Regions from separate parts of the Homo sapiens genome. Here region 1 is linked to region 2. The links are chromatin contacts, found by Hi-C or POLR2A ChIA-PET in ENCODE. All regions are on one chromosome and are shown on one strand. Each heading gives the region's core, a stretch centred on a gene start or an enhancer-like site at or near the end of the contact. The rest is flanking DNA. Distances are from core to core; before and after follow the strand shown.

Region 1 (3,309 bases), core at 48-2,547, 390 kb before region 2:
AGTATTTGTTAAATGAATACTGTGGAATGAGTTTTTTACACATGAAATTCTCAGCTAATCAAACAAAATAGCTATGTGGAGACTGCTCAAGAAGCAATGCTGCCAGGAGCGGTGGCTCACGCCTGTAATCCCAGCACTTTGGAAGGCTGATGCAGGCAGATCATGAGGTCAAGAGTTCGAGACCAGCCTGGCCAACATGGTGAAACCTCATCTCTACTAAGAATACAAAAATAGCCAGGTGTGGTGGTGCGTGCCTGTAATCCCAGCTACTCAGGAGGCTGAGGCGGGAGAATCACTTGAACCCAGGAGGCGGAAGTTGCAGTGAGCCAAGATCACACCACTACACTCCAGCCTGGCGACAGAGCTAGACTCCGTCTCAAAAAAAAAAAAAAAAAAGGAAAAGTACTTCCTTCAATTAGTCATTCTAAAGACTTCATGAATTAAACTCCATAAAAGACAACAGTGTCTAGCATATATAAAATGCTAAATAAATGTACGTTTATTATGATGAATATGTTGAATATTTACAGGTGGTTAACTATAAACACCTCTAGTTGAAAATATATATAATATATATTACATATATTATATATAATATATATGTATATTATATATGTAATATATACATACACATTATATATAATATATACGTATATATATTATATAATACGTAATATATAATACTTATATATATAATTCGCCTCCCAGGTTCAAGCAATTCTCCTGCCTCAGCCTCCCAAGTAACTGGGATTACAGGCATGTGCCACCACGCTCGGCTATATATTTTTTTAATTATTATTTTTTAGTAGAGACGGGGGTTTCTCCATGATTGTCAGGCTAGTTTCGAACTCCCGACCTCAGGTGATCCGCCCGCCTCGGCCTCCCAAAGAGCTGTTTTAAAGCACAGGTTCCCATGGCATCGCTTCTTCCCCCAACCCTCACACACTGTCCCTAACCAAAGAGACTGCACACCCCAGAATGCAACACGCGCCTCCGCGAAGAAGACCTACTCATAGCAAGTACTTCACAGCCTACAATTCCCAAGATGCAACGCGACCTCCTTCCCACAGCAACGAAAGACTGCGACTCCCCGGACTATCAGGCCGGGAGAGTCCACTTCCAGCTCACCTCGGAGCTCCGGGAGCCTTTCAGCACCTGCTTGGTGAGCGCGATTACGTCAGTACCACAGGTGGTCACCTTCTCCGTGAGAAGCCCCTTCACGGACTGACCGAACCGCGCTTGAGACTCTGGCGTTCCAGTCGCCATCATTTCAGTTAGCGAACGGTTGCGCACTGACGATGGTGAGTCGCCGGGGCCAAAAGACAAGCAAAGCGGAAGGAAAAGAGGCGTCTCTTCCTCCATGGGAAAAGGAAGGGACGCATGCGCCTGATGGAGGTTGACCTTTGCTCACTAAACTCATGAACTATTCATTGATATCCTGAGGAAAACAGGGTCCAGGCAAACATCTCTGGAGGGGATGGAGGACAGTTTCATTGACTCTATGGTTCAGAATCGGAAAGCCTGCGGCAGGGCATGGCGGCGCACGCCTGAAATCCCAGCCCTTTGGGAGACCCAGGCAGGAGGATCACCTGAGCCTGAGAGTTCCAGACCACCCTGGGCAACATAGCGAAACTCCATCTCTTTAAAAATAAAATAAAATTAAAATTAATACAAATAATTAAAAAGAATCAGAAGGCCCGGATTACAGTCCCAATGCTACCATTTAGCAGTGTGTGGCTGCAAATTACTCAGCTTCTGTCTTATATTCCTCATCTGTTAAACAGAAGTAATAATGTTTCCAAGGGGTTATGAGAATATCATTCCATTCATATATATATACACATATATATATATACACATATATATACACATATATACACATATATACATATATATACATATATATACACATATATATATACATATATATTTTTTTTTCCCCAGAGTCTTGTTCTGTTGCCTAGGCCTTTTTTTGATTAATTGAGACAAGGGGCCAGGCGTGGTGGCTCACGCCTGTAATCCCAACACTTTGAAAGGCCAAGGTGGATCACTTGAGGTCAGGAGTTCAAGGCCAACCTATCCATATGGTGACACACCTGTAGTCCCAGCACTTTGGGAGGCCGAGGCAGAAGGGTCACTCAAGGCCAGGAGTTCAGTATCAGCAGCCTGGGCAACATAGCGATAACTTGTCTCATTTTATTTAATTTTATTTTATTTTATTTTTTTTTTGAGATGGAGTCTCGCTTTGTTGCCCAGGCTGGAGTGCAGTGGCTCGATCTCAGCTCACTGCAACATCCGCCTCCTGAGTTCAAGTGATTCTCCTGCCTCAGCCTCCCAAGTAGCTGGGATTACAGGTGCTTGCCACCAGGCCCGGCTAATTTTTGTATTTTTAGTAGAGATAGGGTTTCACCATGTTGGCCAGGCTGGTCTCAAATTCCTGACATCTAATGATCCACCAGCCTTGGCCTTCCAAAATGGTGGGATTACAGGCGTGAGCCACTGCACCTGGCCTCATTCCATTCAATTTTAACAAACATTTCATGAACTAAATACCAGACACTGTACTAGGCTGGGGATAGAGAAAGAAATGAAATACAGTTCTTGTCTCTGTGGAACTCCCAGGCTGATGAGGCAGATAGGCCTGTAAACAAATGAAGAAGGAAAAACAATCTAATAGAAAAATTGGCAAAAGGCACAAGTAGGCAATTCAAAAAAAAAAATCAACTGGCTGATAAATGTGAAAAATGCTCAACATCACTAGTAATTTTTATTGATAACCTCTTTATTGTATTAATACCAAACTGATGGTAACCACCTTGTAAGTGAATTAATATGTAAAATATTTCAAGTAGGCCAGGTGCCGTGGCTCACGCCTGTAATCCCAGCACTTTGGGAAGTTGAGGCGGGAGGATCACCTGAGGTCAGGAGTTCGAGACCAGCCTGCCCAACATGGTGGAACCCCGTCTCTACTAAAAATACAAAAATTAGCCGGGCGTGGTGGTGGGCACCTGTAGTCCCAGCTACTCTGGAGGCTGAGGCAGGAGAATTTCTTGAACCCGGGAGGCAGAGGTTGCAGTGAGCCGAGATCATGCCACTGTATTCCAGCCTAGGCGACAGAGTGAGACTCTGTCTCAAAAAAAAAATAAAATATTTCAAGTAGCTCCATTTCTTTTTTAGTTAATAAAAGATGTGAGAATGTTATTGTATTGAAAATTTTGTTCAAAATTACCTGTATTCAATATCAACATTACTTCCTCTTCCAAGTGTCTAGATTCATATGTCTCCGTTGAATCTCATTTACTGTTTACT
Region 2 (3,650 bases), core at 1,052-3,551:
GTGCTGGAGTCAAGATTCAAAACAGGTTTTGACTAAAACAACAGCGTTCTCACTTCATCATCCCCCCCACACCCTGCCCCCATCTTATCAAATCCTGCTCATCCAGTGTCACGGCTTTCCCAAGCACACCCAATCACGTGTTCTCTCCCGTTTTCCCCCTTATCAGGCATCCAAATGCCTCCCTTCCCCTCCTCCAGCCCACAGGCTTCTTAAAAGCAGGGCTGATACCGGGCGCGGTGGCTCACGCCTGTAATCCCAGCACTTGGGGAGGCCGACGCGGGCGAATCACGAGGTCAGGAGATCGAGATCATCCTGGCTAACACGATGAAACCTCCTCTCTACTAAAAATACAAAAATTAGCCAGGCGTGGTGGCGGGCACGCCTGTAGTACCAGCTTACTCGGGAGGCTGAGGCAGAATAGCGTGAACCCGGGAGGAGGAGCTTGCAGTGAGCCGAAATCGCGCCACTGCACTCCAGCCTGGAGGACAGAGTGAGACTCCGTCTCTTAAAAAAAAAAAAAAAAAAAGCAGGGCTGGGTTAGTCCCGCCCTTGATCCCTGCCCTTTGCCTCCACCAGGCTCCCTCAGCTTGCTCAGTCAATCCCTGCTGGGTCGATTGGCCCCTAAAAGGTCAATATCAACAACATCCTCAGCCCTAGGGAACAGCAGCAGCAGTCATAGGAAAACTGTCATCTTCAGACCCCACTGTGCCCCTCCTAGCTCTGTGTTCTGCTTAACTGTGGGAGTCAGAGAGAAGGGGCAGCCTGGGAGGCTTGATGTGCCTCTCTGAGTAAGACACTAAAGCAAGGCAGCAGGTACAAAGAAGAATAGTGATCATAACAGAGGAACATTTATTAAGCTTTCGCCGGGTGCACAGCACTGTGCTAAGAGACACAGAAACAATCTGGGAAGAGAGCTCAGAGCAGCGCGGGAGAAAGGGGCCACATCAGGAAGGGTTTTGTAAACCTTGTGCAAGATTCTATGCTGAGGACAACAGGTGGGGCGCTGGGGGTGGGGAAGTGACAGATCTGTTTGGAAGAAGCCCTCTAGCAGGTGTCAAAACTCTTCCCCTTCACCCTACCAGGCCCCTGGTAGGTAAAGACTAGAAAGGGATGGAAGCAGCAACATCTCCCTGATTTCTGAACCAACCTATGGTGGGTGGGGGAGGTTGATGAATTTAGTGGCGGAAACCAAGAATGCCGAACTGGGCCCCTGGAGTGAGAGGTATCAGACTGTACAAGAGACATTAGTGCAGAGGTAAAAGCTAAGAAGAGGCATAATTTGGAGTCAGGAGCCCTGGGTCAGGTGTGAACATTATCTTTAACTTACTATCTGAGTCTATTCCTACATCTGTGAAGCAGAGAAAACAATTCCATTCTCTGCCTATCCTCAGGAATACCAAATGAACAAATGAACATGAAAGGTATAATATGTGCCCTTTTCTCAACAGGCAGCTGACCCCTGAATTGTCTGCTGTGTTTCCTGTTTCACTCTCGGGGTCTTGTCTTCCTGCCCAGTCTCCCCACAGCAGGGTCTAGCACCAGGGTTGGGGGGTGGGGGCCCATCCTCCTCCTCCGGCTGGAAATGAGCTTTCAACTTGTTGAGATGGGGACCTTCTCCCTCTCCCTCCCCCACAGGTCCCAGAAGAGGCGACAGCTTCACCTCAGGACCACCCACCCCTCCCAAGCCACTGAGGAGTTTGGGATCAGCCCAGGAGCTCTTCACTCAATAGCTGGTGCTGAAACACGTGTAGGGCTGCTCCCCACCGCCTGCACGTTAAAATCACCTGAGGAGCTGTGCAATAATACCGAGGCCCAGGCCTCACCCAGAACAGTTAAATCGGAATCTCTTCGGGCGGGCCCAGCATCGGTGTTTTTCAAAGCTCCCCAAGTGCCACCAGGGTTAAATGCCTTTATGCTAATGGCACGGATCCCGACCTGACCAGTGCATCCCTCGATCCCAGACCACCAGGGAGCTATTTGACCCACTGCATCCCTTTCCTCCAGACCCCCGGAGAGCCTTTCTGCGAGGATTCCACCCTTGCCCCCTTGAACCCCGCTTCTTCCGCCCGGACCACACAACTCTCCCAATCCACAATATGATCACCCCAAAGACCCCCGCAGATAGCCCCCATGACTCCCAGAGCGCAAAGCATTCCCCTCCCCCTCGGGTCTGTCGTTTGTGCCAGATCGGCCCCAGCCCAGCCCGCTCCTGCCCGCGAGCCCCGGCCGCTGGCCAGCGTCTCACCGCAATCGTAGCCGGCGAAGCCTAATCCCACGGCTGGCGGGAGCCAGGTGCGAGCCAATGCGCCTGCGCGCACTTCTAGGGCTTCCCCAGCCTCTCCCTCCGCCCCCGCCCAGCGATTGGCTCCGCGCGGCCCCCGGGCGCAGCTCCGGCAGGTGACTGCGCCTGAGGCTGCCGCCGCCATGTTTGTCACGGGCGCTTGCCCTTAGCGACCAAAATTAAAAGCGGACACTGGCAAATAGGGTCAGGTTGCCTGGATTCCTGACCGGCTCAACCCCTCTCCTTTACCTCCACGATAGCTTAATGTCATTTCAGTTGAAACCAACACGTTTTTTCTAAGCGCTCACCTTCCTTCCCTCCTTGCCTAGTACTCGTTGGGAGAACAAAGAGAGGTCAGCATCCTCCATTGAGTCTTGTGGTCTGAGCGGATGCACAGCTGCAGCCGACTTGGAGGTGTCAGCGGCTCGATCTGGGACTCCCTGATGCTGCATCATGAGCCCTTCAAGGGTGGACAGGTCCAGGTTGAGCTGTGGGCACCAGGGCTCTAGCCACAGGAGCCAGGGCTGAAGGTGGGAAACAGCCACCAGGGCCTGAATGAGCAACCATGCAGCACAACCTCTTTGTATTAATAACGGCAATAATAAAACCTAAGGAGTACTGAGTGCTTGCTATGTGCACCGTACTACATTCAGAACAACACGTGCATTCTCTTGTTGAGTCCTCACATCATTCCTAGGAGGTAGGCGCTTTTATCCACATTTTATATGTGAAGAAACTGCATTTCAGAGAGATTCAATGACACGCAAACAGCAAGGGCCCAGTCGAGGTGGAACCCGCTATCCTGACTCCCATAACAAGAGTCTTTCCTCTTCCCACACCTGCACAATCCCTCAAAATCAAGTTTTGTTTGGCTCAATGTAGGCTGTGGAGGATGTTTTATGTTTTCTCCCAATTGGCCTGTAAGCCTGGATAGGTTTTTGGGCAAGCAAACAGCACACATTCCAGCTCTGCCTGGTTCCCCTACCTTGGGACACAGGGCAAAAAGCCTGTGGCCTTTGCCTTATGGGGGACTTGGAACTCAACCCCTAGCTCCAACACTTCTTTGCTAAGGGACTTCTTTATTATTATTTTTTGAAACAGGGTCTTGCTCTGTTGCTCAGGCTAGAGTGCAGTGGTGGCATGATCTCAGCTCACTGTAACCTCCACCTCCCTGGCTCAGATGATCCTCTCACCTTAGCCTCCCAAGTTGCTGGGACCACCACCTCACTCCACCATGCCTGGCTAATTTCTAGAATTATTTGTAGAGATGGAGTCTCACTATGTTACCCAGGCTGGTCTTGAACTCCTGGGCTCAAGGGACCCTCCCGCTTCAGCCTCCCAAAGTGCTGGAATGATAAGCGTGAGTCAC

Evidence for each region. Hi-C counts contacts between places; a loop is a spot of excess contacts on that map. ChIA-PET counts read pairs that join two places held with the same protein, here RNA polymerase II (POLR2A). Pooled maps may share reads with other maps.
Region 1: a loop to region 2 is called in a pooled map, with 8 times the contacts of the local background. The contact joins the promoter of BORCS7 here to the promoter of SLC68A1 in region 2. A Hi-C loop is called at or near these places in 1 of 37 single-sample maps with no recorded cell type and 6 of 50 pooled maps. POLR2A ChIA-PET finds 5 or more read pairs at or near these places in 2 of 52 experiments (WTC11 and activated CD8-positive, alpha-beta memory T cell).

What each region holds. Positions count from the first base shown.
Region 1 is chr10:102,852,247-102,855,555 of GRCh38, reverse strand. It overlaps BORCS7 (BLOC-1 related complex subunit 7), which reads right to left and starts at 1,297. Exons shown (of 5, transcript NM_001136200.2): 1 at 1,129-1,297. The coding sequence starts at 1,269. BORCS7-ASMT (BORCS7-ASMT readthrough (NMD candidate)) reads right to left here and starts at 1,346. Exons shown (of 15, transcript NR_037644.1): 1 at 1,129-1,346. RefSeq lists enhancers at 962-1,151, 751-1,263, 1,222-1,281, 1,264-1,777.
Region 2 is chr10:102,460,046-102,463,695 of GRCh38, reverse strand. SLC68A1 (solute carrier family 68 member 1) reads right to left here and starts at 2,301. Exons shown (of 10, transcript NM_024789.4): 1 at 2,246-2,301. It overlaps LOC124902493 (a long non-coding RNA gene), which reads left to right. Exons shown (of 3, transcript XR_007062270.1): 3 at 1,636-2,903. RefSeq lists enhancers at 1,219-1,901, 1,902-2,585, 2,713-2,782 and a silencer at 2,223-2,442.